2 separate regions of the Homo sapiens genome follow, and region 2 is linked to region 1. Evidence: chromatin loops called from intact Hi-C (ENCODE). Cell type or tissue: dorsolateral prefrontal cortex. All regions are shown on one strand. Each heading gives the region's core, and the rest is flanking DNA. Links, peaks and the distances in the headings are about the cores only. Region 1 overlaps APBB2 (amyloid beta precursor protein binding family B member 2). Region 2 holds the start of LOC124900696 (a long non-coding RNA gene).

Evidence for each region. Hi-C counts contacts between places; a loop is a spot of excess contacts. Peaks named below come from ENCODE experiments on the same cell type or tissue, not always from the same donor. Only the 100,000 strongest peaks of a DNase experiment are listed, where the experiment ranks them.
Region 2: a loop joins it to region 1, with 3 times the contacts of the local background. A loop is called at or near these places in 3 of 110 quality-filtered maps.

Annotation. Positions count from the first base shown.
Region 1 is chr4:40,909,332-40,925,796 of GRCh38, reverse strand. The region is part of intron 10 of APBB2 (amyloid beta precursor protein binding family B member 2); the gene reads left to right. Among named protein-coding and RNA genes, the nearest start is that of NSUN7, 170 kb to the right of the region's middle. RefSeq lists a silencer at 1,671-1,965. In dorsolateral prefrontal cortex, for the core only: a CTCF peak has its summit at 8,705 (motif pointing right); DNase peaks (open chromatin) are centred at 7,272, 8,736, 9,364 and 12,970; H3K27ac peaks cover 1,786 bases.
Region 2 is chr4:41,880,010-41,896,474 of GRCh38, reverse strand. It overlaps LOC124900696 (a long non-coding RNA gene), which reads left to right and starts at 5,543. Exons shown (of 2, transcript XR_007058105.1): 1 at 5,543-5,593; 2 at 12,781-13,415. It overlaps LINC00682 (long intergenic non-protein coding RNA 682), which reads left to right and starts at 13,864. Exons shown (of 2, transcript NR_104143.1): 1 at 13,864-13,995; 2 at 15,662-16,465. RefSeq lists a silencer at 13,557-13,606 and enhancers at 14,410-15,161, 15,914-16,465. In dorsolateral prefrontal cortex, for the core only: CTCF peaks have their summits at 7,957 and 8,169 (motif pointing right); a DNase peak (open chromatin) is centred at 8,164; H3K27me3 peaks cover 1,632 bases.

The DNA of each region.
Region 1 (16,465 bases), core at 5,036-13,035:
TGACTAGATTAGCACTAATAGATAAGCAGGAAGTAGTAGGGAAGTACCTTTTCTCATTCAGATTTATTTCTGGTCTGTGTAGCAAATTCATTGTCATTACTTAGCATTTATATGGGATGTTACAGCTGCATGTAGTTCTTATAATTGATTTTTATTCACGTGGTACAGGTTTCTTTCAGAAATCCTGATCTGTGTGGAAGTTTGGGTTTGATTTGCACTGTTGATTCATTCATTGAGTCAGAGACGTTTATTGAATGCTAAGTGCGAAAGGAGCATACATACTTAATGTATGGTGTGGTTAAGAGCATGGACTCTGGACCCAGACTGCCCGGGTTTAAAGCCAGGCTCTGCTGCTTACCAGCTGGATGACCTTGGGCAAGTTACCTACCCCCTCTGTGCCTCAGTTTCTTCATCTGCAAAATGAGGGTAATGATGGAGCCAACCTCACATGGCTGTTATAAACATTGAATTGACATACTATAAACACTATAAATATACATGTAAAGGTCTTGGAACAGTCCTTAGCACATAATAAGCATTCTTTATGCATTCGCCATTATACTGTTCCTACTACCAGAAGGAATGGATATGGCCCCTGCCTTCAAGTAATGGAGAAGAAACAAGCAAATTCAATGCACTGTACCAGGAGCTGAGCTACTGAGTCACGAATGGGGGTTGTTCCGGGGGCATATTCCATGGCTGGTTGAAAGGGGTGGCTCGGGTGGTTTCCCAGAAGGAGACGATACCTTAGCTAATAAGTATATTTGAATTGTCACTGGAGTTAGTGATTCCCTCTCCCCCCGCCACCATACTTTTCAAAAAATGTAAGTGTGGAAGCTTTGAAAATGATTTGATATGTAAATTTGTGTTCATTTTCAGCAAATGCTTTTAGGAACAGATCTGTTAAGATGAGGTCCATCTGTATTTGCCCAATACTGTGGATAACATTGTTTCTGTTATCTGTTCCTGCGTGCTATGTAGCAAACTGCACCAAAACTTCGTAGCTTAAAACAATTATTTATTTTGCTCAGGATTTAGTGGGTTCCAGAGTCTGGGGAGGGTTTGGCGGTGCAGTTCCTGCCTGATCCACATGGGGGCGGCCGGAGCTGGAGGATCCTCTTCAAAGATGGCTTCTTCTCCAACCTGCTTCCTGGCTCAGTGCTCCTCCTCACGTCCTCCAGGGCCTCTCCATGTGGCTTGGTCTTCTCATGGTGTGGTCTCTGGGTAGGCAGTTGTACTTTTTACCTGGTGTCCAGCTTCTAAGAAGCAGGAAGGTGAAGCCACCAGGTGAGGAAAGGCTCTTCTTGGCAATGGCAGCATGTCACTTCCACCGTATTCTGTTGTTCAGAGTTGTCAGACTCCACTTCTTGATGAGACGTGGCAAGTTCACGTTACAAGGAGCGCATAGGACGGGAGGTTTTAATGCAGCCATCTTTGGGAGGTACAATCTGCCAAACATGTCATTCCCACATTTCAGTCATTCAAAATTAGTGCCTTCAGTACAGGGCAGAAAATAGCAACATGGTTGAATCACGAAACCAAGGTCCAGAGCCAGTGATGGATATATCAAGTCCTGGCTGAATGAGATTCAGCCTCTCATGCATGGCTTTTAGGTTGGCATTCACAAGGGGAAAATAAGGATCATCTCATTCCAGCCTTAGGAAAAGCAGAAGGCGCAGAGAAAGTAACCTGCCCAAGCTTGCACAGCTGGTCGTGGCAGAGCAGGACCCGAAGCCAGGCTCCCTGACCCTTGTCCATCCTGCTTTTCCGTTGAGTGGTGCAGACACTCACTGCCATTGGCCTTGGCTGCTCATTTTGCCTCCTATCCCGGAGGACAGCTTTTGTGTTTCTAAAACTGTTTTCCTCCCTTTATTTGCCAACTCGGCCAAGCATAATGCCGTGTTCCTGGCAGAAGCACGGTGTTATTTCCCTTATTAACTTCTGGTCACTACACTTGCCTGAATGAGCGGTCGAGGAATTGGCAGCCGTGTGTGAGTCCCCGAGTTTTGAAGGGTGCTGTTGAAACAAGATGCATTGTTGTCTAACTCTTGGCAGCTGCGCCCTCTGATGGGCAGATGCCTGGAAAAGCTAATGAAGGAAAGGCAGACTTCCCTCTTCCCCTGAAGGAATGAGGTAGGAAACAGGTGAGGAAATGGGCACCAGCCAGCCGCGGTGGCAGCAGCCGCCATCCTGATGGCACCAGAGCGGCAGGTGTGTGAACCTGGCCTGGTGGGTTCTTGGCACAGAATTTTGGGCCATGAATAATCACAGAACTGAACAGCCTCGGGCAGGAGTAGCCATGGGACATCCATTCAGCAGGTCTGGGTGCTCCAGGAAGGCCAGCTGGTCGAGACCTGGGGGTCCTGAAGCTGGCATTCCAAGGCCATCTGGAAAAGAGCCAGCACGTCTCAGAACTTGTTCTCTCAGGCTTGCTGCCTGAGAGCTTAATGCCAGATACTGGTATTTAGATAGTGATGAAAACATTTCTGCTTTATTTGCAGTTTAAAAATTGATGGAGAGGCTGGGCACGACCGTGGCTCACGCCTGTAATCCCAGCACTTTGGGAGGCCGAGGCGGGCGGATCACAAGGTCAGGAGATCGAGACCATCTTGGCTAACACGGTGAAACCCCGTCTCTACTAAAAATACAAAAAATTAGCCGGGCGCGGTGGCGGGCGCCTGTAGTCCCAGCTACTCGGGAGGCTGAGGCAGGAGAATGGCGTGAACCTGGGAGGGCGGAGCTTGCAGTGAGCCAAGATTGTGCCACTGCAATCCGGCCTGGGCTAAAGAGCGGGACTCCGTCTCAAAAAAAAAAAAAGAAAAAAATTGATGGAGAACTGATGGTTTTTCCTACAGAACAATTAGATTAATTCAGATGCTGGCTGGGTGCAGTGGCTCATGCCTGTAATCCCAGCACTTTGGGAGGCCGAGCGGGGTGGATCCTTTGAGCTCAGGAGTTCAAGACCAGCCTGGCCAACATAGTGAGCCCCCTTCTATAAAAAAAAAAAAAAATACAAAATTTAGCTGGATGTGGTAGAATACACCTGGAGTCCCAGCTACTCAGGAGGCTGACGTGGGAAGACGACTTGAGCCTGGGAGGCAGAGGTTGCACAGAGCCGAGATTGCGCCACTGCACTCCAGCCTGGCCAACAGAACCAGATCCTATCTCAAAAAATAAGTAAATAAATAATTCAGATGCCAAGCCATTTCTAGCTAAGCCACAATACTTTGTCACTTATAGGATTCCTATTTAAAATCTCATCCAATTGTGAGGCCCTATAGCTAAGTCACAAAGATCAAGGTCTGAGTTCTCCCTCTGCTTCTGACTCGTGCTTATAAGAAAATCATTTCAGTAGTCAGCCTTCCACATTTTCAGACTCTAAACTGACACCAAGAGTGGCAGCTCTCAACAGCAGTCTGCAGTAGATTCATCTGTTCACTCGGCATGTATGTATTCAATAGCTAGTACATACATAGCAGGGTAGTAGATCAGTCAGACTGGGGAAGGAAACAAAATAATGCAGCAGAGACAATGCTAATATCATTTAAGAATGACAATTACAGTGCTGCTGGAATTGAAGAAGTAGCTTGCAACTGCACTGCAAGTTGGATTTCTGTTGCTTCATGTTGAAGCAGTTCGGTTAGATGAGTTCACTAAGCCCTAACACATAAATAATTTCACTTAGCTTTAGGAGACCCTCAGACTAATGATCGCTTCATGAAAGGTGTATTTAGTTGTTGAATCCACACATTCCTACCCCAGATCTCTAGCCAGACATGCTTAGTTCCCCCTCTGTTGTTGGCACCAATAGGATATGTGTCCCTTTCGATCCATGATGGTCTCATTCTCTCGGCAGACACGCTGCTCAGGAAGGGGCAGAAAGGTCTCCACCAGGGTCCCACTTTTCTGCCCCAGCCACATTACCAATGGTCAGGTTGAACTGCAAGCGACCCTTGTCTCTAGCAAAGCTGGAAAATGGACCCGTGTAAATGACACATGGAACCCAGAGCCGAAAGCATGTGATTTCTCAAAAAGTGCTTCTCCTGAGAGCCATGCTTTTTTCAGTTACGAGCTCAGATGAGATTGCAACCTAGAGCGTATTTGTAGAAAGTACTTAGTTTTTTTCTCCTCTTCACCAATGCAGTGGGCCAGTGTCACTAAATAAATAAAGCAAAATGCTACATCAGGCTCATCTCTTCTCTTCAGATATTCTTATGCATCTCACCGTGTTTTGGTTGAGAGCTAGAAACAATGGAATGAATGGGCATCCAGTGTCGACCTTCATCATTTGGCAAGAGTAGAGGATGGATGGAGAAGGAAATGAACATTTCTTCAGGTCCAGCCGTGTGCTGGTCGCTCTGCATGCATCTGTCTGATTCTCAGAACCACCATGCAGGGGAGATGAAGTTATTATTCCCATTGTACAAACGAAGAAACTGGGATTCCGAGAACCTAAACAACTTCCTTAAAATCACACATATATTATGTGGGTGAACTGAAATTTGAACCCAAGGAGGCAGGCTCTAAGGCCTGTGTTCTTCCCCGTAGTACAATAATGATTATGTTAGCCGATGTTCATAGAGCATTTAGCATGTATGGGCACAAATACAAAAAGGTGGTGTGAGGCCATTATGGACAAGTTCAGTTTTCTGTCTTTCAGTTTTATCACCACTTCTGGAAATGCTGCCACGAGCCTCACAGTGCTCTGTTCTCCCACAAGCCTTGTGAGGGTCTCTTATTTTGAGTTGAGGGAGCCGAGGCACAGAGGGTTCGGTGGCTTGATCACTGTTCCACTGCTAAATGGCAGAGCTGAGATTTGAACCCAGGCAGTCTGGTTCCAGAGTCCAAGCTTTTCATTGCTGGGCTACCCTTCCTCTCAGTGTAGGTCAGCCCGTCCCTGGCCTTGTTTTTTGTTTTGTGTTTATGAGATGGAGTTTTGCTGTTTTTGCCCAGGCTGGAGTGCAATGGTGTGATCTCGGCTCACAGCAACCACCGCCTCCCAGATTCAAGTGATTCTCCTGCCTCAGCCTCCTGACTAGCTGGGATTACAGGTGCATGCCACCATGCCCAGCTAATTTTATATTTTTAGTAGAGATGAAGTTTCACCATGTTGGCCAGGCTGGTCTCGAACCACTGACCTCAGGTGATCCACCTGCCTCGGCCTCCCAAAGTGCTGGGATTACAGGCATGAGCCACTGCGTCCAGCCCGGCCCTGCCCTGCCCTTTAAAGCCTGCATTTGGTTTGGTCCCCTGATTCCCTGTGGGGTTGTTGTGGTGGGAGTTCTGTTCCTTAAGCTCAGGTTCACCTAAAGACATGTAACTGTTTTAAAGATGGAGAGGTAAGAGAAAATGCAGTTTTGTGTATGTGTGTGGTTTGTGTTTGTGTGTTATTAGTCTGTTCTGATGCTGCTAATAAAGACATACACGAGACTGGGTAATTTATAAAGGAAAAGAGGTTTAATGGACTCACTGTTCCACATGGCTGGGGAGACCTCACAATGATGGCAGAAGGCGAAAGGCACATCTTACATGGCAGCAGGAAAGAGAGAGGGTGTGCAGGGGAACTTCCTTTATAAAACCATCAGATCTCGTGAAACTTACTCACTATCATGAGAACAGCATGGGAAAGATCCGCCCCCATGATTCAGTTACCTCCCACCATGTCCCTCCCATGATACGTGGGAATTATAGGAGCTACAATTCAAGATGAGATTTGGGTGGGGACACAGCCAAACCATATTAATGACATACCCGAGCAGTTGACTCCCAGTGAATGACAAAAGAGGAAAAAACAGCCAGAGAATCTTTGTCCCCAGTGCAGGGCCGTGGTACAAGTGGAAAGATGATGAAGCAGGAGCAGCAATACCTGGGTTCTAGCCCCCTACTGTCAGCAATGAGCCGTGTGGCTAAACCTCTCTGGACTTCGCTTCTCTCATCTGTAAAATGGGATGACGCTATTGCCTAGTCTGGGAACCTCACAGTGTTGCTGCGAAGATGAAACAAGACGTGTTGTAGAGATGCTTTGATAATCTACAGCCTACTCTAAACATCAAGTATAATTTTTGTCTTCCAAAACTGTCCTCAAAATATTTTCATGTAATGGGTCCCAGCAGTCCTGCCAGTCGGGGTGAGTTAGCCGTTTGGGCGGCTGTGTGGACAGAGTCACCTAGAGGCAATGTGGGGCTTAGCCCAGTCCCAAGTGTGTACCATTTCTAAGGCCACCTCATTCTCTGAGCCTGGGAATCATGATGTTAGCAGTGTTTTACAGTATGTCATAGCTTAAATTAAGCAGCATGGATTTCTTTTTTTCCAGAGAAATTTAAAGTGGGAAATGTCTGGCAATAAACTGGTTATTAATGAGGATGCATTAAAATGTAGATAGCACCTGATGACGTGAGAAATGCACCTGATGATGTGAGAAAGTTTTCACGTAACTTCCAGATAGGTGACCGTGAGGACATGTGTAAAGAAGTTCCTATATGTTAATGGGGGTGTTTGTCGCCTCCTCTTATGGACAAAACAAGCCTTGAAACAATTTTTCACTGGTTATATTTAGTAAGTGCATGTGCGTGCCTGTGTAGATTTTTTACTTAACGTAGAATGAATTACTGTCCCTTTTTCTTTACTCTGGAGCACATTTACGTAAAGCACTTGCCAGTTCAGACTTATTTAGTGGTTCAGCCACAATGGAAAGGATGCCTCTTGAGTTTATCTTACCAGCCTTCCTTTCCTTGTACCCCTGGTGAAAGCCCAGTCTGTTCTCAACCTCCAGAGGCCTGCTTGAAAAGACTTCAGCTTTAGTCACAGGGGTTTTATACTAGCTAAAAAAGAAAAAGAAAAAGAAACTCACCTCAAGGCTCTATATAAATGTAAAAATGGAAATTGCAGCCAGGCATGGTGGCTTATGCCTGTAATCCCAGCACTCTGGGAGGCCGAGGTGGGAGCATTGCTTGAGCCCAGGAGTTTGAGACCTGCCTGAACATAGTGAGACCCTGTCTCTGTTAAAAAAAACAAAAACAAACAAACAAAAAAAAAAACAGAGAAAAAATAAGGAAGGAGGGAGGGAGGGAGGGAGGAAGGAAGGAAGGAAGGAAGTCGTCCGAAAGAAGGAAGGAAGGAAGGAAAAAGAAAGAAAGCTGCCCCCATTTTACAGGAAAACATAGCTCCTTTGCATGCTCCTTGAGTTCCTCTGCTGCTTCTCCCCCCAGTGTTCGTGTTGTTATTGAGAGAGTGACAAGGACTGCCAAAAATGGGGATTGCCACAGAATCTGGCCTGCTGCCATTAACGGCATTAAAGCACTCTTACTGTCCAAGAGATAGGCTGTGGGTAAATAGTGTAGTGCCTATAAAACATTTTCCCCCAAATCTTTTAACTTAAAAAGTTAATACTGGGGACAAAATTGACACAGATAGCTCAGAGGTTCCCCAGTGGCACTCAAGCATGTGTTGGTGTGGCATTGCCTGCAAAACACCTTCACATTCCTATGGAGTTCTTTGTGGGCCTCTCTCTTTGAAAGATGTCTGTAGAGATGAGCTTGGCCAGTGCTCAGTAACTGTGTACTAGCCAGTGTGGGGATGTGCTAGTTCAAGCTAGTCCCTTTCCCACTAGATTAAGCTGCATAGAATTATGATAGAGTGGTTTGGCCAGCACTGGGATACGTCACATTGTAAATAAGTGAAAATATTCATAATATTGTGTTCTGTTTTATGTGCTAAAGTGTGAACTGCCATCCTCTCCTTCAAAAGCAATGTGAGAAATGGGAAGCTGTATTGCATTGTCATGGAATAAGTTTCACAGAGATTGCGTTTTGCATGTGGAATTATAACCTAGATACAGAATAAACCTGAGTCTCTGGTCCATTCATCTCTGTTAAAACAAGAAGGTTCATAGGGAGAGTTAACTGATCACTCTGTTTTTAAACCTTTGCCCTGTGGATAAAAAGCACACAGCACCCTTGGTAGAGGATTCCTTGTTTTAACATCTCTTTTTCTTAAGAAGTTCACCATTACTGTTCTGCAAATACTCCTCATCATTCCAAAGCTTCTACTTCTTTGATATCCTGTAGAAGGGCAACTCTTGGTTGATATTTTCCCAACTCATTCAAATACTTTAAGATAACCCATTCCCTCTCTGATAAAATTGACCTCAACTCCCTCTACCTTTATAATTCACAGAACTCATGTTGCTTTAATTATTTTTGGTGTTTTTTTCTCTGGATAGTCTAAATTTTCTCATTGGATGAAAAAAATTCATTGAGAGATCTTAAGTACTGGTTATCTGCTTAGCACTTACCTAGGTATTGTGGGATATGAAAAAAATACACATGGGGACCCTGACCTCAGTGGCTTGTCAGGGGACCGTAGCAGGTGGTGGGATGAGTACTGTGGACAGAGGACCCCACTGTTCACCCGTCTCTGCTGCTTCCAGCCCGGGAGACCTTGGGCAAGTCACTTCCCTTTCTTTGATGGGCCTCATCCATCAAGCTGAAGACAAGAAATCTTGGAGTTCAGCTCTAAAAGCCAGGTTCTGGGGCTAGCTGGGGAGCTGGAGTTCACTTAGAGAATAGCAGAATATGAAGGTGAAGAGATGAGCTACCATCTGCAGTTGGAGTTCAGATTTGGGATCAATAAACTTCTGCAGGGCCTCAAATCACTAGACCCACCCCAGGTCCATTCAGAAGACAGTCCCAGTTGTCCCACAGGTGGCAGTAATGAGCCGCAGTCAACACAGCACAGGAGTTGCCGCCCTGACTTGACCCTGAGTGAGAGCCCTGGCCACTTGAGGAAGCCTGCAGAAGTCTGCGGTGCAGCAGAGCCCAGGGACGTGGTATCATGGCCTGCAGGCTGTGTAGGCTGCATGATACGAAGTCCTCCCCTCTTCCCTCTGACCTTCCCCACCACAGACTCCACACTCAGGTCTCCCGTTCACTGCATACTTCTGCCCCGTCACCATCTCAAGGCTTCACAACAGGATCTCACCTGCGGTTGCTTCTCTTGGAATTTTGGGAATCCATTGCCTCGCAACATCCTCTGGGTCCCTCCTTGTTTTTGTGTGATCACCAGGGTCGGTCAGTCATGCTCGCTCTCAGAATAGTTTCTAGTTTCTGGACCTCCTGGGCTTCCTTCAGTTTCTCCCTGTCTGTCTTTCCTGGTGGCCACGTACACACAGGGTAAGACATGATTGCACAGAGACACGGGTATGTTACCTACTTGGAACAAAATCCAACCACATAAGTCTACATGGGCCAAATTGTTTCTTTCAAAGGGAAACATATCTTCTTGCATTTTGAAAATCGCAGCTCAGCCAATACTGAGGAACAGTTGCCAATCTCCATGTGCAGAACGGGTGGGAAGTGACTATCTTAGGAACATGACACATGCTTCTGGAACAGGCTTGCCAATGACAGCATCCACTTTTTGCCTTCTTGTGAGCAGAAGCCACAAGGGAGCACTTCATTCTGTCTGTCTGTCTGTCTGTCTGTCTTCAGGTCTAGCCTGAGAGATGTCTCCTCCTCAGATACCTTCTCAGCTCTGGGGTTAGGTTTCTAGCCTTAATTCCAGTCTGTGGCTGACTGTGGTCTCCTTTTTCATGTCTCAGCTCTGTGCACATACATTCCTCCCCGTAGGAATTCATCATATCTAATTTACAGCAAATTCTTTAGAACAACTACCTAAAATGTTTTCTCTTCTGCAATTACCATGCCTATCTTGGCAGAGAGTTTCTTTGTATTTACTTCACCTTTGCATTACACACTGAGTTCCAGTCGGTCAGGGACCATTTCCCTGAGTGTTGGGCAGTTACCAAAGAAACTCTTTAAAGACAGACTTCACTCACACAGGGCCCAGGACCCTGCAGTGCCAGCTCCACTCCCTCAAGGCAGAGCTTCCTTCTTATTAGTCACAACTCTGGCTAATGCTCTCAGGACTTGGATTTACTCATTCGTGAAATGAGATGGCCGGGTTCCGGGGTCCCAGAGCCCTTGTGTTCTGGGTCTCCATGCTGTGGTTAAATGCTCCTCCCCCGAGAGCACAGTGCAGAATCCCAGGAGTCAGCCTGGAGAGCTCAGACTTCATAAATCTTCTCTCTGGGGTTGGGAACAGCCGTGCTTTTAATTGAAGTCTTTGTAGGTCTTTGCACGTTATGAACTCACTGAGTTCATTTCAGACACTTTGCAAAAAGTTGCAGACTTTTCATTTCTTGGTGACTGGTACAGTAAAACCTTTCTTAGAAAACAACAGTGAAAAGTGAAATTAGCCCTGAAGATAGTTATCAGTAACTTTTACTGAGTACCAGGTATTGTTTTAAGGCCAACTTCGCAGATATACATTCATTTAACACTCACTAGGATCAGGCTCTGCGCTCCGGGGCTGAGGATACTGCAGACCAAGTCCCTGCCTTTGTGTAACGTACATTCCAGGGTGTGGAGAGAGAACCACACAAGTGGAATAAAAGTACATCAGGTGAAAAGACTTACTATGGAGAAAAACAGCAGGGAAGAGTGTGAGCGAGTGCCAGGAGGAGTAGCAGCTTTAAGTAATCAGGGAGGCTTCCCAGAAGGTGACACTGAGTACGAGATGAGAGAGGGAAGCAGGTAGATTGGGAGGGTGGGGGGAGCCCATGGTGATGAGTCCTTAGTGGATGAAGGATTGGCCTGGAGGCCACTGTGCCTTTAAGCCAAAGGAATAACCAGTGGGGACAAGAGTCGGATAAAGTGTTTGAGAGGTATTTCACAGCAGGCAATGTCCTGAGTTATCTTTTAGCCCAAACCCTTCTCCCTCCTCAACTGCCCCCTTCCCCTCTCTTGTCAGATGACTAAAATGAGGTCTGAGTAAATCAGGTGACATCCTGAAGGTTCTAGTCAGTAGCAGAACTAGGACAAAAACCCAGGGACTCATGGTTTCTAGTGCCTGCAACTCACTACACCAAAATCTAGAAAGCTTAAGAGTAATTAAGCACCACCCCCCACCCTGCTATCCTATGCCCCTCCATTCTTGCTCTGTGAAGAAGGACAGATACTGCTGATTCTCATCATTTGCGGCAATTGAATTCTATAAAGTCACCAGCAACACTGAATTAGTGAATACTGAAGCATTGCTCCTAGAGGAAATACAGAGTTAGGTTCCTGCAAGCCTCTGGTCACAACATTTTCATCACCTGATCAGTATCTAGCCTTGTTTTATGTGTTTCCATTTATTTGTTTATCTATCTGTCTGTCTGTCTATCTACCTATGTATTTATTTGTTGAGATGGAGTTTCACTCTTGTTGCCCAGGCTGGAGTGCAATGGCGCGATGTCGGCTCACTGCAACCCCCGCCTCCTGGGTTCAAGCAGTTCTCCTGCCTCAGCCTCCGGAGTAGCTGGGACTACAGGCGTGAGCCACTGCACCCGGATGATTTTTATTTTTTTGTTTTTTTGATTTTTTTGAGATGGAGTCTCGCTCTGTCACCCAGGCCAGAGTGCAGTGGTGTGATCTCGGCTCCCTGCAAACTCCGCCTCCCGGGTTCACGCCATTCTCCTGCCTCGGCCTCCCAAGTAGCTGGGACTATAGGCGCCTGCCACCATGCCTGGCTAATTTTTTTTTGTATTTTTAGTAGAGACAGGGTTTCACCGTGTTAGCCAGGATGGTCTTGATCTCCTGACCTCGTGATACGCCCACCTCAGCCTCCCAAAGTGCTGGGATTACAGGTGTGAGCCACCTTGCCTGGCCAATTTTTGTATTTTTAGTAGAGATGGGGTTTCACCGTGTTGGCCAGGCTGGTCTCAAACTCCTGACCTCAGGTGGTCCGCCCATCTCAGCGTCCCAAGGTGCTGAGATTACAGGCATGAGCCACCACACCCAGCCCCCTTATTTAGTGTATGTTATTGATCCGTTGACCTTCAACTCATGGCCACCAGCACCATAACTCACCCCTGAATGACTTACCTAACATAAGTATTTCTCCATAAGGCACCTCATAGCCTTCTCGCACTTAAAAGCACTTTAGCACTGTTCTCGGGAGCCATGTTAAACAGCAAAATCACTGCTAAAGGGCACGAAAATGTGAAAAAAGTGGTACTAAATGGATCGCAAAAAGGACACCTCTTTACAGTATAAGAACTGAAACAAGATAGGGGAATGTCACTTAGCTCAACCTCAGCTAGGAACATGTGCATTGGGCAACTCAAGTGTTTTGCCACCCTGTACATGTCCACAAATGACCGCAAAAGCACCAGGAGTATGGACTTTGGGGTTACAAATAAACTTTAGCAAGTAGGTGAACTTGCAGATATGGAATCTGCACATGATGGGGATGGAGTGTATTTGCACTTGAGCTATTCGGAGGAAGGACTTTATTCAAGGCTCAGTGGCATTATTCCGAGTGGACTCATGTGCAAAGGCACATTTTAGGGTAGAGAGTACCAAACTAGTTCTGAATTGCCTCAGATTCCGCCTAGGGAGCATGCTTACGGCAAACAGTTGTTAAAAACCATACACTTGTTTATTTATTTGAGAATTACATTTTCCATATTGCAAATATACCTGTTACTATTTGAGACTGAACTGTGTAACTTCACCATTGGCCCACAGCGTCCCAGCTCTGACCCCCCAGACTGGCGGGTACAGCCTGACTGCTGACTGCAGGCTGTCTCTGCTCCTTTCTTAGGATCAGCGTTTCCCCTAGAGCTCACGTGGCCTAGAGCTCATTTCCCAGCGAAATGCAATGTTCCACTTCATGTGCACAGTTTGGTGTGCATTCCGATTTTCCTCTGTGCTTACTCTGCAAATAACGTTTCTCAGCTTTGCAGCAGCAGAAACGTAATCTGTAGTGTAAATCAGCCATGCGGACCTCAGGACTTGCTTTCCAATCTTTTCCAAGACTCCTGCAGGGGAAAACTAAAATACCACTCACACTTTCAGGGAGTAAGAATGGTTTCCCAGTAGCGCAGACATCTGCTGCGTATCAGCAGGAATAGAAGCGGGATTCTGCCAGCCGAGCTTCTTGGCCTCGACTTCCATGGGCCCTTACTCAGACTCCGAGAAGGTGGGATGTGAATCTCATGTTTACTGCCACACACTCAGATTTGCTTGGCATTTGAGCATCTCCAGCAGCAGATTTGATGAAGTTCCCTTTTGTGTAACGTGTTCACTGTTCCTCCAGGGGAATTTCCACAGTCACTCTCAGAGCATTCTTAGAGATACTTTTGCAATAACTGAGCTGTCCTTTTTTTTTTTTTTTATGAGAAGGAATCTTGCTCTGTCAGCCAGGCTGGAGTGCAGTGGCACGATCTCAGCTCACTGCAACCTGTGCCTCCCAGGTTCAAGCAGTTCTCCTGCTGCAGCCTCCTGAGTATCTGGGATTACAGGCGCCTGCCACCACACCCAGCTGATTTTTGTATTTTTAGTAGAGACGGAGTTACACCATGTTGGCCAGGCTGGTCTCGAACTCCTGACCTGGTGATCCGCCCGCCTTGGCCTCCCAAAGTGCTGGGATTACAGGCGTGAGCCACCGTGCCCAGCCATTGAGCTGTCTTTGTAGGCCTTAGGCTGCGGTGGGTTAGGGGTATCTAAGAAGCATTGTGATTGGGAGTGTGGCTATGGGGATTTGACAGCAGCCCTATGTCAGACTGCCAGGGGTTGGATTTAAGATGTCTTTCCACAGGTTCCCATCCCACTCTTCCATAAGACAATCTCTATTTCCTATTAAATAAAAAAGAGTATTTTGCAAAAGCATTTGGCTTTTTGAACAAACTAAATATTATTGCATTCTGTGCTTGTCCCGTATCGCTGAGTGCAGGAATAGTCCAAACCATACTCTCCAAAGCTTCTGCAGGCCTGTTCCATGTCTAGCCGGTCCGATTTAATGAGCAGGCCTTTGCAGCATCCCAGTGCTCTGAAGCTCAAAGTCTGTGTAGGGGCAGAGGGAGGAGGGAGGTGATGTCATGACAATGAGTTATCTAGATCCCACTGGTACCTAGAGAAGAAATTAGCACAAAGCTCTGCATGGAGGCTCGGCTCCAGCACAGGAATCCGTGTCCCCCTAGGTGTTGGTCTGGGACCAGCTGGAGGCCCACTTATGAGGACTGCAGACACATTAAGAGCTCAGGATGCACCTCTGTTGAGGTGTCCCAGGACCCTTGGATATGGGCTCCAGTCTGCAGGTTCCAGGCCCCAGCAGCTTATGATGGCGCTCCTGATAAGCCAGACATGGATTGGATTGGGCAGAGTAAGCCCACAGGAAGAACTGGCCCTGTGGCCTACAGTGTAAGACACCTGGAGTTGGACATGTTACCTGACTCTAGGTCCCCCGACTGAATCGATATTTTATATGACTTTTATATCACTAGGCATGGCTTAGATCAGGATTTATTGATAATTTAGAGCTAATCATAATAAAGGTTGACACATTGTATGCTTACCAGGTACCATTGTGAGCACTTTATACACATGATACCATTTAGTGCTCCCAACATTCCTTAGAACATAAGCACAGTCATCCCCCAGTACATGCGGAGGATTGATGCCAGGACCCCCGAGTATACCAGATCCACGCATACTCAAGTCTCACAGTTGTCCCTGAGGAGCCCACGGATTCGAGAAGTCAACCCTCTATGAATTCTGCATCCTGCAAATACTCTATTTTCAATCTGCATTTGCTTGACAAAAATCTGTGTGGACCTACACAGTCCAAATAATCCATGTTGTTCAAGGGTCAACCCTATGTCTGTCGTTTCCATGTTAGAAAAGCCAAGACACAGGGGAAGGTCAGCAACTTGCCGTGTGTCATACAGGAATTAAGTAGGGAGCTGAGATTCAAACTGCAATCTCTGGCTTCAGAGTCCAGGCTGTGTACAATTTTACTATTATTCCAATAAAAACAACTGCTTCCCATAGGCTGTGCTGGGCTGGTTGCCAGGGTTCACAGCCCCTTGAATCCACAGCAGTGCCTGCAAAGGCAAGATTATCCCTCCGGTGATGCAGATGAGGAAACTAAGGACGATGAATGTGCTGAAGGCACAAATAGGGAGTGGTAGTCCAGGACTGCCAGTCAGGTCTGGCCTAGCCTTGCCATGATATTTCAGTCTGTCTCAAGCTCGAGTGTCTTCATCTGACAAGTATTTCTTGAGCATGTGGCACATCCGGGGCCACTTTTGGGTGGTGGGTATACAGAGGTCCACAGAACAGGCCTGATCTCAAGGATCCCCCTTTAGATTGAGCATTTCTGCTAATAGAACAGCTAATGTAGAGCAGAGAATGGGGAATCAAGACTAGGGCTGGGAGCTGGGCCCAGTGGCTCATGCCTGTAATCCTAGCACTTTGGGAGACTGGAGCAGGTGGATCTGTTGAGCCCAGGAGTTGAAGACCAGCCTGGGTAGCACAGTGAGACCCCGTCTCTACAAAAAAAGAAAAAATTAGCCGGGTATGGTAGTGCGTAGCCTGTAGTCCCAGCTACTCGGGAGGCTGAGGTTGGAGGATCACTTGAGCCCAGAAGATTGAGGCTGCAATGAGCCATGATCTTACCACTGCACTCCAACCTGGGCAACAAAGCAAGACCCCTCTCTAAAAATTAAAAAAAAGACTAGTGCACTTTAGGAGGCCGAGGCGGCGGATCACCTGAAGTCAGGAGTTCGAGGCCAGCCTGGCCAACATGGTAAAACCCTGTCTCTACTAAAATTACAAAAAAAAAAAAAAAAAATTAGCCAGGCATGGTGGTGGGTGCCTGTAATCCCCGCTACTAGGGAGGATGCGGCAGGAGACCATCACTTGAAACTGGGAGACAGAGGTTGCGGTGAACCTCAGATCAAATCTAGCTCTGCTGTTTATTTACATTGTGACATTAGACAATTCAACTAAGTTCCCTGAACCTCAGTTTCTCATTTAGAAAATAAGAAATACAGCACCTACTTTGTAGTGTTGTTGTGAAAACATGTTGTGCTACATGTTGTAAAGCATGCAGCTTGTGGCAAGTGATGTGTAAATGTCAGCGCCCACCTTCATGCTTTCCCTGCCAAGACCAGACTTGTATATAAAACACTCAGCACAGAGTGAGCCCTCGATAAATAGTCACTGCTAGTATCATGATGATTATAAGTGATTATCAGATTACATATGTCTAATGAGATATGCCTGCAAGTTCATCTTTAAGTAAACATACACTTAATTTGTTCCATGACATTCTGGAAACATTGTGCTACGTCTCTCGGTTGAACCCACCTCTGCTCAAATTTTCCATTGATAAAAATAGGACTCATAATGCCAGCCTGGTTCCTGGGCAGGAAATGACTAATGCAATTAACTGTTTCTGTACTAAATCACAACCCGGAGGCGTGTCTCTGGCATGAGTGAAGAATCGTCAAGAATCCTGGCTGTTAGGATGCTGATTGTCAGGTTCCTCTGCCTGCATCGTTGTTTGTCAGCCTGCAGTGGCCTGGGGATTGAAAACTGGAGTGGGTTTCCTGCAGAGAGCAAACCCTTTCATTAGCCAA
Region 2 (16,465 bases), core at 4,310-12,309, 970 kb before region 1:
GGAGCACAGCATGGAAATGTACAAGGAAAGACCCTACTATCACAGAGCTTACATTATAGTAGAGGACACAAAAAAATAAATCTTTTTCTACAGTATGTTCTGTCAAGTTGTTTGAATACTTAATATTTCCGTTGAAATAATGATTTTCCTCATAGGAGTGAATTTGATGATTTCTCAAATTTATAAATTTAGGATTTTATTTTATTTTACTTTATTTTACTGAGACACGGTCTCACTCCATCGCCCAGGCTGGAGAGAGTGCAGTGGCACTATCATGGCTCACTGCAACCTCAACCTGCTGGGCTCAAGTGATCCTCCCAAATCAGCCTCCTGAGTTGCTGGGATCACAGGCGTGCAGCACCATGCCTGGCTAATTTTTGGATTTTTTCTAGAGACAGGGTCTCACTATGTTGCCCAGGCTGGTCTTGAACTCCTGGGCTCAAGTGATCTACCTGCCTTGGCCTCTCAAAATGCTGGGATTATAGGCATGAGCCACCGGGCTTAGCGGGACCATATTTTAAAGTCTATCTCTTCTGGGATCATTATGGCATAATACGGCGCTGTTACTGCTGGTACAGTTTAATTGGCAACTTAGCTTAAAAGAAAACACTCATCAATGTTCTTGAGCATTCTTTTTTGTCACACTGAAGTTTGTTTTACCTATAGCAAATGTAATCACCTGCTTTTGGTTTGGGGCCTCTCTGTTCACACCACTCCATACAATTCTGCTAATTTTGAGTAGATAAATTTTGGAGCCCCCAAAAGTCCTAAATGAATATGAGTTTAGCAATCAGTGTTCTTGTAACAGAACAAAATAATTTGGGCCTTTATTCTACCTCTTACAATTCCATGAAAGGCTCATAGGAGAAAACACCTTGGATTTGTGTAATTTCATACAAGGGTCTCCTCATCTTCCTTATGTTTCTTATTACAGCTGTTCTACAGGTTCCCACACTTTCAGTCCTAGCTCCGCACAATCTAGAGTATGAGGTCCAAATGTTATCATCAAATGATTTAGAAAATCAAGACAACACCAACATTAAAAAAAAAATTATGCCAGGCGCGGTGGCTCATGCCTGTAATCCTAGCACTTTGGAAGGCTGAGGTGGGTGGATCACTTGAGGTCAGGAGTTCGAGACCAGCCTGGCCAACATGGTGAAACCCTGTCTCTACTAAAAAGTACAAAAATTAGCTGGGTGTGATGGCGCACGTCTGTAATCCCAGCTACTCCAGAGGCTGAGGCAGGAGAATCACTTGAACTCAGGAGGTGGAGGTTACAATGAGCCAAGATTGCGCCACTGCACTCCAGCCTGGGCAACAGAGTGAAAGTCTGTCTCAAAAAAAAAAAAAAAAAAAAATTAAAATTACTTGTGCAAGATCACCTAGTCTGTATACAAAAGGAAGGGCTAAGTTCTGAAGTCCTTGTGGGCATGCAGTTTATTCTCTGACATACTGAAAGTATCAGTCACGATTCTCAGTTGCAAGCAAGATATAGCAAATCTGGCTGTTTTAAAGAGAACGGAAATTTATTAAAGAATACTGAACGGTTCATCTGGAGAAGTCTTACAGACTATACAGCCAGAAGGCACCAGTACATGTGTGTACGTGTGTGCCCCAGATCATGCTTTGAAACTGGCCCTGTGAAGCCAGCACTGCTGCTGTAGTAGGTCCAGATACACAACTTGAACGACCCCCACCACTCACACAGAACCGGGGACTCTTGCACTAAAACCACAGCCACTGACAGCTCTTCAAGCTGTATGTATCTGCCACCTCTGCTGCCACTGTCTTCTACATGGACTCTCCTCAGACAGTGACACTGATGCATCTCTGGTCCCAGCTGCAAGGGAAGCTGGGAAAGTGGGTAACTGACATTTTGAGATTCCAGGGTAGGCTCCAAAGTAGGAGTTGCCTCCGACCAGGGAAGGGGATTCCAACGCAATGGTAAATATGCCTCTTCCTGGCTAAACTGTAAGTTGAGTTACCATGCCTTGATGAACAAGCATGTGAATTAGAAATGAACTTAAGACTTTTGCTGTCTTTATTGTATAACACAGCAAAACAAGTCACCTCTGAGAGGGTGACTGCTCTTCCTATGCTCTCTCTCACTTGCCCCTCCAAGCAGCTGAACACAACTTTAGGTATGACTTAGCATTATCCAGTCCTATACCTTGACTGGCACTGTGCCCACTGCCTGGAGGGCCTTCTGCCCCTTAGCCAGCTGCATGACCCGCATGGCTTGACGAATGCCACTTCCTTCAGGAAGCCTAGAAATTAATTTGCAAAGTAGATTCATTTTGGCCCAGTTCCCTGATGGGCACTACCCTCTTGGCTCTCCAGGCTTCCATGGCACTCTGCTGTTACTTTCCACAGCACTTATCTGCCTTGCAGTGCTGTGGTTTCTATATACACCCAATCTCAGTGGAAATGGCAGTAGTTCCTTTGAAGAGAAATGAGTGCAGGAGTCAAGGCAGGGGTGGAACTTGGAAGCAGGAAACTGTGTTTGCTTCACACTTGACATGAAGATTAACACACTGTGAGATGGGGGTTTTGTGGGAGCTTCATGTGCTCCTCTTCCCCTAGCAGTCACCATCTAGTTTGCTCCCATTTTCCTATATGGTGATCCAGAGCACAACCTTTGCAGCCAACCCTCTGCCCCTTCCTAGTTGGGTGGCCTTTCCAGTTGTGTGGTGTTCAGCAAATGACTGTACATAACATATGCCACAGAGTTATTGTAAAGATGGACTGTGTTAATACTTGTAAGGTGCTAACAATGGGCCCTGGTACTTCTCAAGCCCCATCTTGGCTCAATTTTTTTAGAGACAGGACCTCACTCTTAACCCAGGCTGGAGAGCAGTGGCATGATCATGGCTCAATGTAGCCTCGAACTCCTGGGCTCAAGGTTCAACCTCCCAAGTAGCTGGGACTACTGGTGTGTGCCTTCATGCCTGGATCATTATTTTTTTAAAAACGTTTTTATAGAGATGAGGTCTTGCTATGTTTCCCAGGCTGGTCTCAAACTCCTGACCTCAAGTGATCCTCCCAAGTTGGCCTCCCAAAGTGCTGGGATTATAGGTGTGAGCCACCATCTCTGGCCCGCATCTTTGTTCTTATTGTCACAATCTTTTAGCAGGCAGAGTCCTTCTTGGTTCTCTTTTGCATCTGCCTCTTTCCAGCCCCTCTCCCAGGGCCTTGCTTATAGGAAAGACTCATCAAGTCTGTTGAAGTGAGACTTGGTGTCTGGAGGGAGGGAGGTGGGAGGGGAATTGGGAGAGGAAGAGCAGTGAACCATGGTGAAATACTGTCACGGCAATAAGAATCTTGAGATAGCCCAAGTTACAGGGCTATCCCAGGTTCAGGGGCAAAAGTTGGGGATAGAGCCCAGAATGATCATTTGTAGTAGTGTCAAATACATGATCTTAGAAGGAAAAGAAAAGTGTCTACCTTAGTCCATAGAACTTACTTGTTCATTTTGATGTTACATACAGCATGCTTAACTTTGCTGTGAGGAAACCTATACTCTTTCATTTATTGCTTTCTAAAAAAGGCTGTTGTTCACCACCTCCATCTTTCATATACTCAGGGATCACAAGGGATCTTGTTCACAGGGCAGATTGTAATTCAGTAGGTCAGGGCAGGGCCTTAGATTCTGTATTTCAAATAAACTTTCAGGTGATACTGATGCTACTGGTCCACAGACCACACTTTGAGAAGCTAGGATATACAAAATGGGTGAAGAGGGGAGAAAAAAAAGCACATACCATTTTCCCTATCATTGCAAAATAAGCAGATATCAAGGTCAATGATAGTCCATTCTAACTTGAGTTGTTTCAAGATATGTATGGCTGTGGTAGGGGGTTTTGTCACAATGCATTTCCTTTGCTCTCCCAGCTAGGTGACACTGAAGTGGTCATTTATAACTACGTTACTATGGAGACAGGAAAGATATATATTTATCCAAACCTGGGGATGAATTAATCTTAAAAAGATGAGTACAAGTACTTCAACAGATGAGGACGATCTGAAGGTTAGGTAGGTATTTCAAGTGGATTAAAAAGGGCTAAGTTATATTTCTTTTTAAAATGTATTTTTCTTTTCATTTTTAGTTGATATGTAATAGTTGTACTTTTTAAAAATTTTCTTTAAGAGTCAATCACAGGCTGGGCACAGTGACTTACACCTGTAATCCCAGCACTTTGGGAGGCCGAGGCAGGCAAATCGCTTGAGCCCAGGAGATTGAGACCAGCCTGGGCAACATGGTGAAAACCCATCTCTATAAAAAAGACAAAAATCAGCCGGGCATGGTGCTGCATGCCTGTAGTCCCAGCTACTTGGGAGGCTGAGGTGGAAGGATTGCTTGAGCCCAGGAGGTCAAGGCTGCAGTGAGCTGTGGGCATGCCACTACACTCCAGCCTGGGTGACACAGCGACATAGACCATTGCTGCAGAATCATCTGGTATATTTTTTCAGATGCGGGCTTCTGGGCCCCACTCTAGATATAATAAAATGATCTCTGAGGGAAATCTGAGAATCTGAATCTTTTATAAACACCTATCCAAGCAATTCTTACACCATTAAAATTCAAAAAGCACACGCTTAGAGCCTTTGAGGTCTCTGCTGAGACTTAAATATCATTTGATGAGCTTGCAATACAGTTAATGGATAATAGCGTGAGTGGTGATAGCCTCAATCCTTATCTTGCCATAAAATATTCCATGATTTCTACTTTGGTTTCTTACCTGAATCTTGCAGGAATCTTAGGGTTTGCATAAATATTCTTAGAATCCACTGACAATCTGGTCCAATCTTTGTGCTTTTTATTGATATTTGGTAAATACTATTGGTCCACATGTAATATAACCAGACCAATGTTATTTTCACAATTTGTACACACAATGGACTATTAAGTACTTTCTTCTTCAATATAGCAAGTACAGAATCAGCCAAATGAAGTAAATTTCCAGTCAAAACCTACGGTTATTTACTTGGAAATATCACCCCCGCCAACCCCCACCTTGCCCAAAAAAATGCTGAATTAAGATTACTTCCATGGTAACATAAGAGCATCTCACAGAGAAAGGAAAATAAATTCATGATATTGCTAGAATGAATACCATCCTTGACTAAGTGACTGTTCACTGAGAACAATTGCCATTTGGGGGTCTTTTTCTCCCTGGATAAGGTTGTAGTCTCTCTAGCACGGGCACCACTGAGCTACAATTGTATGTATAATTGTGTGGTATCTTAAAGGCATTTTCTGTGTAGTGTTTATCAGAAAACAGCAGAAGTATACCAGAACCAAAAATACTTTTCTTCACATTGTCAAGAGGACTTTCATGCTTTTCATCCATTCTTCAGAAAATGAAAAGCTAATGCCATGTAATCACAATTTCCTGGGATTCTGAAAAACCGTTAAAGAGGCACATTGATGGCCTCTGAATAGAAACACTGTAGCGCGTTTTGGATTGGCTCTGTTCTGGGGGTTCTTGACACTCATATGCTCAAATCAGAGTGGTCAAAGGTTTCTTTTGTGTCCAAAACACCCAGACGGTCTGATTTCAACCATGCATGTGCTTCTGGGTGAATGCAGATGGTAAGTTTTCTTTTTCTTTTTTTAGTGGGGAAAAAAAAAGAAACTTAATTAAAGCCCATGTTAATTATGTTGATAGTTGAAGCTTGATAATTATGAGAATTTCGTTTTGTAGGTATCTAAAATAGGGTGCTTTAAAGTTGTATTGTCAGATGAAGTGTTTTTCTTTCTGTGGTCTAGATTTATTAAAACCAACCAAACACCACATAAAGTTAGCTTTATTAGAAGCAGGAATAAACAGGAAGATTTCTGGCCATGTTAATATTTAATTTTAAGACAAAGTAGCACACCTGTGTTACTAAACACATTAGGCTGTATTTTAAAACCATGTTATGTTTCTTGAACCACTGGCACATCTTCCTCCTTCTCATATCTTCAAAAACATTGCTGCAGTGTGTGCTTGTATGTACTATCCTGAAGCAGTTTCCAAGAGCTGCATTGATTCCCAGGAAAATGGTTGTACAGAAACAAAACTGGCTCATGGTGTATTCCCAGGTACATTCAACAGCCAACTTAACGTATTACTACTTACTGTGTGCTGACCAGTGTGCCACAGAAACCCACACAGTGTCAGCCATAGTGATTAAACAAAGTGGCATGGGCAATGTCAACAGTCCATGTTTCTGTGTAACAGGACATCTGATTTTGGTTCTCCAAATAGGAAGTGGCTCTTCCTATCAAAAGGGAGCGTTTGCCTCTTGCAAAGATGATGAATTAACCTTGGCAGTCAGATGGGAGAGTCAGAGAGCTGCAGCCCCAGCAAGCCAGGCTCTGGATGAGTAAGGAAGTCCATAAGGACTTGAAACTAGAAGCAAGTATCTCAACTGCTAGGGACAAGAACAGCATGGATCACCCAGAAAAGGAGCACTGCAGGGCTGGGCATGCTCCCCGGCCACCTTTGAGAGGGTAAACTCACAGGATATTCAAGTTTGTTGTAAAGGTCTCATCTTAGATTATGAGTTCAGTTTTCAATAAAATTTTTTGTGCCTGTCTTAGTCTGTTTTGTGTTGCTATAACAGGATACCTGAGGATGAATAATTTATAAAGAAAAGAGGTTTATTTGATTCATGATTCTTGTGGCTGGAAGGTTCAAAATTGGGCAGCTGTATCTGGTGAGGGTCTCAAGCTGCTTCAACTCATTGTGGCAAGTGGAAGGGGAGCAGGTATGTGTGCAAAGAGACTGCATGGCAAGAGAGGAAGCAAGAGAGAGAAACAGAGGAAGTCATATGCTTTTTAACAATCCACTGTTGGGGAAACTAATCCATTCCCTGAAGGACTCACTCACCTCCTCAGGGGAGAGTATTAATCTATGTATGAGAGATCTGCCCCTATGACCTAAATACCTCCCACTAGGCCCCACCTCCCAACACTGCGAAATTGGGGATCAAATTTCAACATGAGTTTTGGCAGGGACAGACCATATCCAAACCATAGCAGTGACCTGCATTAAGTCCAGTGTCAAAGAAACCCTTTAACATGTTATATGCAGAAATGCAGATGTGGTTCATCTGGCATGAACAAGAAACTTTTTCTCAAAAGAATGAAAACAGATACATAGTCTTCTTTACTGAGTTGGGTAAAGCTTGCTTTGGTCAGGATATGCCACATATGAGTCTAACATGTGTGAAGAATCTTATATATTATCCTGAACGAAACAGTTAAATAATCATATTTTGGTTGTGTAGGATCCACCATGATTTTGTAAGAAAGAAATGAATAAAAATAAACTGAGAGCTGAGGTTTTCTGGGAAAAAAAAAGGCTTTGAATGATCCAAGTTCATAGATAAGAGATATTTACTGCACCTTTAATACGTGCAATGCTCTGATAGGTGTCACAGTGATAAGGGTAGTGGAAGGTGTGGAAAGGGAAAGGGGTTGGGTCTGACATAGGGTTAATTCTAATCCCCTACAACTTCTACACTGGTGAACAGCAATGCTCAGAAGAGAGATCCTGTGACATCCTAAAATGTTCTGTAACTCATAAGCAAGGCCATTTATCATAGGGTTGAAGTGCATGCTCTCTGGAAACTCATGACCTGGGTTTAAATTCCAGCTCTATCATTTTCTAGCTGTGTGACAGTTCTCAGCTGCCTCATCTTCACAAGAGCAATAGTAACCATACCTATTCATAGAAAAGGGGAAATTAAATGAACTTAAGTACCTGATGTACTTAGTATTATGTAAGTGTTCACTATTATTGTCAAGTACTACTGAAATTGACATTCAGCAGTCCATGTATTCCATTACACACTGTGTACTAATTCTTTGCAAATGATTAGCCTATGTAAGTTATATCAGCGACTGTAAGATAACCGAATTAGAATTCACAATTCCCCAGCCATTCTAGAAAAATGGAAATTTGCTGTACAAAGATTATGGCCCTGTCCTCATAATTGAGGGTATTCCAAGAATATCTGGAGGAATCTTAGAGTTCTGTTTTTTTATTGAATTTGACATATTATGAATTCAATTCTTATTGTTCATGGAATATAATTCATATTAATTGAAGAAAAATAATTCAGACTATGGCCTGAAATTACAAAAGCATGCTAACTTTCATGTGAGCTGACAGTTCTTGTCCACCAGGGGGCAGTCCACTCATTGAAACCAAGGACAGAAATAACTAGAATAAATAAAACCTGTAACTTAAAAATAAAACGCATTTTAAATAAGTTTCAGTTTCAATAAAACTTTTATAGAGATACAATGACATAGAAGAACCAGTCCTTGTTCCTGCCTTCTGGTAGACAGACAATCAAGAGACAGAATAAAGCAAAAGGTAGTACTAATCTACAATCCAGTCTCAGGGCCATCTAGATAAATGAGGGGCCTGGGGGCACTCTATGAAGTGAACTGAACCAAGGCCAAATTCACTGTACAGAACAGGATTTAAATGCAAGAGAACTAGTGACAATCAGAGGGAGTATTAAGTCTTCAATTACATAGATGTTCATCAAAGGGCATTTTATAATGCCTGCCTCCTCTAAAATGTGGTGAAAGCAGCAGTAGCTGTAATAGCAGAACTATGAGCTTCTCAGTTAAGAAATGCATCCCCAAGTTCAGGACTACTGGTCCTTATCTTGGCAAATCTAAAGGACTTCACATCCGAATAAATAAATGACTGTTTCATATGCCAAGAAATGACATTTAGCCTTAAAATAGATACATCCCACTGCCAGAATACAGAAACCATACTTCATGATAGAATAAAATCAAACATTTTAAACTCTGAGCTTTCTTTGCATCTTGGTGAAGCCGATTTGGTGGATTAGATTTTTCCTAGCAAGGAACTAAGGAACAGTTGAGTTCAAACATACTATTACATAATCTGCAATTATCCAGGAACCAGTGGAGTATAGTAGAAAGATCAATGACCTTGGTGTTAAAAGAGCCAGTCATAAATCTTAGTGTCTCTACTTTTCATTTATATACCCTTGGGCAATATATATGTAAGGGAGTTTTGCAAAACTATGTGGAGCACGATATCATACATTCACAAGGTTTTATTAATTACAAAGGACTTTTCAACACAGTGTTTCCTCATAAGATCTTCCTTAGATGGAATTTTGCAAGGGTTAAATGAGATAATTCACATAAAGCACTTGGAGGGTGCCTGAGAATCAGAATAAGAATGCAATGAATGGCAGTTATTATTAATAGTAGTAGTATTAGTTTGACCCTCATGCCAATCCCGTGTGCTAGAGATTGTCATCTCCACATTGCGAGATTTTAAACAACTGCAGCCCAAGAGAAATAAAGTGACTGGTCTAAAGTCACAAAACAGGAATATTAGAGCCTGGACTGAAGCTCATGCATGTTTTCCCTTTTCCAGCATACATTCAGGACACTATTTACAATGAGCTTGAGCAGTATCACAAGGAAGAGGGTTTTTTCCCTTTGAAGTGAAAGCCCAAGTGGATGCCCCACCATTGACTTTCCCACTCTTCTGGTCCTGGCCTCGTAGAGTCCCTGACCCCAAGAGCTCCTTCAATGCATCAGTATAGAACAGAGGCTCTTAACCTTCATTGCACATAAGAATGCTCTGGCGAGTTTTTAAAAGTACTGAGTCTCAGACCCCAAAGCAGTCTAATGAAATCGGAATGTTCTGTAGGACATTTCTTCCTCGTCCACTCTAGCCACAGTTACTATGCCTGAATCTGGAACTCAAAGTCATTTCCCCCAACTCCAAACACAGCACCCTTTCTGCTGCCACACGTGAACACTGTCAGCCCCAAGAAGGGAGCCACCAATTACAGAAAAACAAGACTTTAAAAAATGGAAGATGTCAAAGAGATGGATTGCCAGGAAAATATAAGGGGTTTAGGGGACAAGGTGCCTGAGGAGGGGTCAATCTAAAGAGAATGAATAGACATGCAGGTATTGGCTCACTTTTCCAGACATGGGGGATGCATGTAGCATGAATCATCCCCCTAAACTGGATACAAAAAAAAAAAGAACTAGTATACTGGTTGACTGCATCGTGTCTTTGTGGAAATAGGGCAGAATCAATCGGCATTGGCCAGGCTCAGTGGCTCACGCCTGTAATCCCAACACTTTGGGAGGCCGAGGCAGGCAGATCACCTGAGGCCAGGAGTTCAAGACCAGCTTGGCCAACATGGTGAAACCCATCTCTACTAAAAATACAAAAATTAGCTGGGTGTGGTGGTGAGTGCCTGTAATCCCAGCTACTCGGGAGACTGAGGCAGGAGAGTACTTGAACCTGGAGGCAGAGGTTGCAGTGAGCCAAGATCACACCACTGTATCCCAGCCTGGGTGAAAGAGTGAGACTCCATCTCAAAAAAAGAAAAAAAAAAAAGAATCAATTGGCATTCCAGGCAACTCTCAAATGAAACTTCCTTGATAGTGATTGCTATTGAACACAGATGTGTGCTTCTGAGGCGGAGAAGGGGTGGTAAATTTTTTGTACTTCATAAGAGTATAACAGAGTAATCAATCTGAATGTGAATGTCTAGTAGAATCCATTAACCAACATATTTTTACTAGTCAAGCTAATGGATATCCTTCTTAGCTCCAAACTCACCTTTGAGAAAATGCATGCCACTGAGGTCAAGTAATCCTGATAAATTGAGATCAGATTCATTGTCTAGATAACCATAAAATATGGAGATCTCTTCTCATGATCTTCCAATGACAGTCTACCAAGCCCTCTCCTTATCCCCCATCCCCAAATGCAGCAGGCACTGTTTCTTGCTGGCAGTGGGATCAGAACCACTGTCAAGAGATCAGAGGATTAGAGTGGCAAGCTCTGGTCAGAACAGTGAAGTTTTCCAGATGTCCAGGCTGCGAATGCTGGCAGGATTCTCACTTCTTTTCAGGGCTGATATTGGAGGTGGAATCCTCCTCCTTAATGTAATTTCTCCCCCAGATCTGGCAGCAAGTTCTCAAGTTTTGTCTCAAGTGGGAGAAGTCCAAGTTATGTCACTGTTCAAAAAATATTTATTTCTTCCCAAAACCCAACAAGAAAACTCTACTCTGTCGCCTCATAGGTATGTTTCCTTGCCCTGTGCCAGGCCTCAAATGTGTGGGCCCTTTTTCAGGTTGTAGTGCAGCTCCTGCTCGGCTTCTGGGGTCTGTAAGTTACTCTGTCTTGGGTTAGCCATTGCCTTTTTATGCAGAGTGCTGCCTTGTATGCGATCAGCTAGAAAAATCTTAAAAAAAAAAAAAAGGTTGGAGGGGGCATAGCATTCTCACTTCAGAGGGATAAAGACGAGAAGAACAAAAGTTTTAGGCAGATGACAATGGATCCTGTCAATTAGACTAGGTGAAGTTAAAGCAAATGAATGCTTTACTGAGGAAGATGGAACATGGGGAGGGAAAGAAAACGAGGCTGGAGGAATCCAACTACAATGGGAGTGACACTGATTATCCGAAGAGACCTTTAAGAGCACGTGCGCCAGTCCCAGCAATGCCCTGATAAAGAGCTACAATACAAAAGCCTGCGCCTTGCTCACCCAAGGATCACAAATAACCAGAATTCCCAGGAAAAACTCATGTTTCAATCTAGCAGGAGCCCAACTAAATACAACCAAATGCCAAGCTGGGCACTCTTCTGGGGGAAATCAAAGGGATGGGAACATGAGTGGCAAGAGGAACTCAGGGTCCCTTTTTAATGTCTCAATAGAAGAAAGGAAAAAATAGGCAGACCTAAGACACACCCTTGTTTTAAAATTTTTATCACAAAGGGCAGGATGGGATATGTCCATTCAGGGAGCATCACTTTGCTCCACTGGTTTCACCAGCAGGGGCTGCTTGTGTGTGCAAGGAGGGGCCTGAGATATATGGCTGTGCAGATCACATCATTTGTAGTGATTTATTGGTTAAGAAATAAAGCATGATGGGTGGGTGTGGCTACCATAGGGTAATCACACCCCCAGGGTGAGACTATACTACACACTACCAAATTCCCCCCAGGGGTGTGATTAGCTCATAAAACCCTGCCTCCCAGAACTGCCAGACTCTTTAATGTCATTTATTTATTAAAAAAGAGTGGGCCAGTTGAATCTGTTCCATACAGTGTGACTGTCACTGAGGCTGGTCTTTCTGTAAAACAAGAGAAACAAATAAATCCGAAGCCCAAGGATCTGCTATCTGCTAGTGCTTCCTGTTGAATTTTGAAATTCAGCCCGTGGAGACCAAAATAGCACAAAATCGACCTTACCAGTCCTTGTGGACTTTTGTGCTCAAGGCCAATAGCCATTCGGACTGGCCAGCAGAAAACTAGGAGATTTTATTGATTTCATGGTCTTTCACTTGCATAACATTATGTAGCCTTGGGGAGACGCAAACTAATAAAACATTTCAGGGCTGGTAATTTTTCATTTTTTGTGCTTATTTGTAAGACTGGCTTGAAGGATTTAAAGAATGATGAACTACAATAATGAAACTGGGTAAACTGAATAAAAGGCCCTTGGTCTGAACTCGTCATTCATTCAAAAGAGATTGCTATGGTTTATAACTGTAGCAGTGTTATATACAAGTATGGGACAGGGACTTAAGCTCTTCTAAAATAATTTTTATTATAGGCAGTTCTGTAGCCTCTATTTATTTGATTTTTTTTTTTTACCTTTAACACCTCAAATAATCTCTTTTGGGTCTCTTATTCTATTTTGCCCCTTTAAGGGATTATAAATATCCTTCTCCCTAATTGCTCTTTCTCCACCGTCCCACAGCTGTTTGCTTCATGTGAATAGGAGCAAAGCCCAAGGAGAGGACACCTTCACCCTCCAACCCTTCTGAGTAAAACGGAGATCCTATCCCTAAAGCAAGGCTCCAAGTCAATGGGCCTGTGCACAATAGAAGAACATCTGGCCTCGGGGACACGTTTACCTCTAGGCAAAGAGCAGGAGCGCAGTATTGAGTATTGTTGTAAACAATACCATTTGGAAACCTGGTTCCGCTCCTGTGAGTCCAGCAAACGCCTCAAAGACGCCCTTTTAGGATTTCTTTAAATTAATCTGAGACAACGTGGGAATACTCTCTATATAGTATCTAGCCTACTGGATATGTGGTTTTTGTTGTTGTTGTTGTTTGTTTTATTTTTATTTTTGGCACGGCACTGAAGTCTGTGTAAATAAAAGGCCCAGATAAACTCGGCGATGGGCCTTTCTGTCAAAACCAGGCTGGCTTTACATGGCAAAACCAGGGCCTTACGTGTTTGGACACCTGACTTTCCATGTCGCCCGTAAAATCGCTGGTAGGGAAACATTTTAATTTAGTAGGCACCTTATTTTTACCGAGATGCTTAAGGCTGTCACGAGCTACTACTCTTGATGGTAGTAGGAAATAAACACGAGCGATGAAAACAGCCAAAGGATGTCTAGAGGAAGCAGAGAGGCGGACGAGCCATGCGTGTTACCATTCATTTAACCACACCGGGAGGGCCCGGCCTGCTCCCCGCGCGCTCCAGCAGAGGGCGCGCGCCGCCCCGCGCTCCCTCCCTCCCCGGTAATTGATGGAGGCTGCCGAAAAAAGATAATTAGTTTTATGTATATAATATTTGATCATGAAAATATTCTTTGCCTTATTTTGGTATAGGAGATCTGTAATATATGTTAAAATAGTTAATTTTTTATTATCTCTTTGTTTGGCGGCAGCCCGGCCTATCCGAAATTACCGGAGCATCAACTGAAAATGTAGGCAATGTAAGCAATGTTAAATCTAATTTTTCTGTCCAAAACCTAATTAGCCATTTTAAAAAAGGTTAACGCCAGCGCCTGAGACGGTTTTTGTTTAATAATCCTATTACTGACGGCTCATCATGTATAAAATGGTGCAGTAGGATGCAAAATTTCCACTTGTTTATAAGTGTATCGCCGAGAAATGTATAAAATAATCGAGACCGGCGGAGGCAGGTCAGAGCCGTCTGGAATGCGCGCACCTTCAACGTAAGTAGCCGGCGCGGCCGCTCAGGGTTCGAGCCCCCACCTTGGCCGGGCAGGGGACACCTTGGCCGGGCACCTCCCGGGCTTCCGACAAAAAGGCCTCGGACTTTATTTGGGCCCGCGTTGGATTTCTGGCGGAATCGCCCTCGGGGTCGTTTGGGTTTGGAGGCTTCCGCCTTGCAGGGGGTTTCACAGGGTTGCAGCCTCGCTCGGGCCCAGGCCAGTGCGGATACTCGGGCCAGGGCAGCTTCGGGTTCAAGGAGGGTCGGCTTCTGAGCCGCTGCGACCGCCGCCCCCGCCCTGCACTGCACCCGCCTCCGGGGGTGGGGGAGGGGTACTTGCCGCGGAACGGGGTCTCCGAGGACCCTGGCCCGGAGAACGGAGGGAGAAGAAGGGACAGCAGTGAGGGCCGTGCAGGGCCACCCCTAAATGCCCCTCGACCGGCTCGCGTCCTGCCAAGGGCAATGTGCAGAAGCCCTGGGCGCGGGTGGAGTGGGACAGTTCTGGAAAATTCTGGCCCTTCTGGGGGTCTGGGATAGTTGGGAAAGGGAGAAAATGGGGCAGGGCGCCCAGGGGGCGGGGGCGGGCGCTGGGCTCGGTGGGGTCTCCGGGGAGCAGCCGTTACTCCTGGCGCCCCCCGTCCGCCTTTAGCGATGGTTTGGGAACCCGGGCGCTGGAAAGGCGCGGGTGCGGAGGGCGGCTGAGCCGCGCGGCTGCGGCACCGTGGGCGCGAGACCCCTGCGGAGAGGAGCGCGCGGACGCCGGGGGAAGCGCCTCGGGGCGGCTGGAGGCGCAGCACCCTGGGGGAGCCGGGGCGCGGGAGAGACAAAACTGTTCGAACCTTCTCTCCCTTCCCCACCCCCAGCGCCCAAACCCGGGGCGGGTGAGCGCGACCCTTGCAGCGACCCCTTGCCGAGCCCTGCCCGCGCGATTACTAAGGAGACGCGGCCTCCGGCACTGCCGTCCCCGCGCCGTTTGAAAACGGATCCATCAGCGGGTACCGGGCGTTTAAAGGGATCTTTCTGAAGGGACTTGTGGGAAAGGACAAAAGCAGGCGGCCCCATTCAGCTGACCAGTCAAAGGCGCTAAATGGGGACATCAAAAGGCGCCCTAACTGGGAATACGGATCCAATCGCAAGAGAAAAGAACCTGGTTTCTTTTCTTGGCCTCAACAAGGCTGAAAAGCCGTAAAGCAAATAGGCAAAGAATGCGGAGAGGGGCAGAAAGGAAAAATAAAGAAACAATCTCATGAATGCATTTTTCTGAGGCTTTAAATGAGAGGAGTGACAACTTCCTAGGCGCCGTTGGGGGCCGGGGTGCGGGGTCCGCCGCTGCGCGGACCCCCTCACCGAGGGAACCTCTCCCGCTCGGGCGCCCTTGCTGTTTCCACGCGCTCCTAGGCAAGGTTCTTTTTGTGGGTGTAATCTTTGTTCTTATTTAAATGCCTAGGAAGGGAAGGGAAGGGAATGGAGGATAAGGTAGAGAAGGGAAGGAAAGGGAAGGGAGATGGGAATGGAATGGGAAAGTAGGAAAAGCGGGACGCGGCGCGAAGCCCAGGTTTCCCATCAGCTTTTCTGCGGTCAGATTACGCTCACTAACACCCGAGCTTGTTATCTGACCTGGCCATCCCCGTCACATTCTTTCTACAAGTTATCTTTTCTCCAACCAGGGTATTTGGAGATTATTCGCACTGAATTTTCTGCCCGCCAAGAACGAATAGGATTGCCAAGCCACACCACTTTTTGGAGCCCGCTTATTCGCGCCTATCCACCCTCTCCTGTGCCCCAGGTTCCCTGAGCACGGGAATCCTTTCCGGGCATGGCCAAGTTTGTTCGGTGGCTCAGAGCGGGAAGGGAAGTGCAGTTCGACACCTGTCCAGCTGCTCCGCTTGGAGATCAAAGGCCGGCTATGGGCTGAGCGACAGATTTACGGGACGGTGGTACAGATTAAGGCGAGAACCCTGCCGGTCCTGGACTCGAGTTCGCACCCAAGGAAAGCGTACAGGTCCCTGGAAGCGGGTGGATGTCGGAGAGGCCGAGGCAGCCTGCGCTGTGGCCAGGCAGGCTTGGTGGGCTTTAGTCTCAGTATGTGTTCTTTAAAGTCTTGACAGGTTATTAGTAAAGGAAGGGGCACCCCAGGGTCATGAAGATGCTTCTCGCTCTGGCCCAAGCATGCTGAGGCTCGCTTATTCCTCGGCCAGGCCCAGTAAAACAGCTCAAGCACAGCCTGGAGTCTTCCCGCATCTGCGCGGGAGTAGAGTCTGGCTTTGGGCCCCGCGTACCCCGCAGTCGTCGGGGACCAGTTCGAGGCCACGGGAAGGGTTTCCGCGGCAGGGCGCGGAGTAAAGAGGGGAAGAAGGAATCCTCTCCGCGTGATCAGTAGGGCGGGCTTGTGATACTCTCACACCCAGGTTCCAGCTCAGCCCCCAAACTGCTGCCCCAAGAAAACAAGTTGGGGAGTGTGGATTTAGACA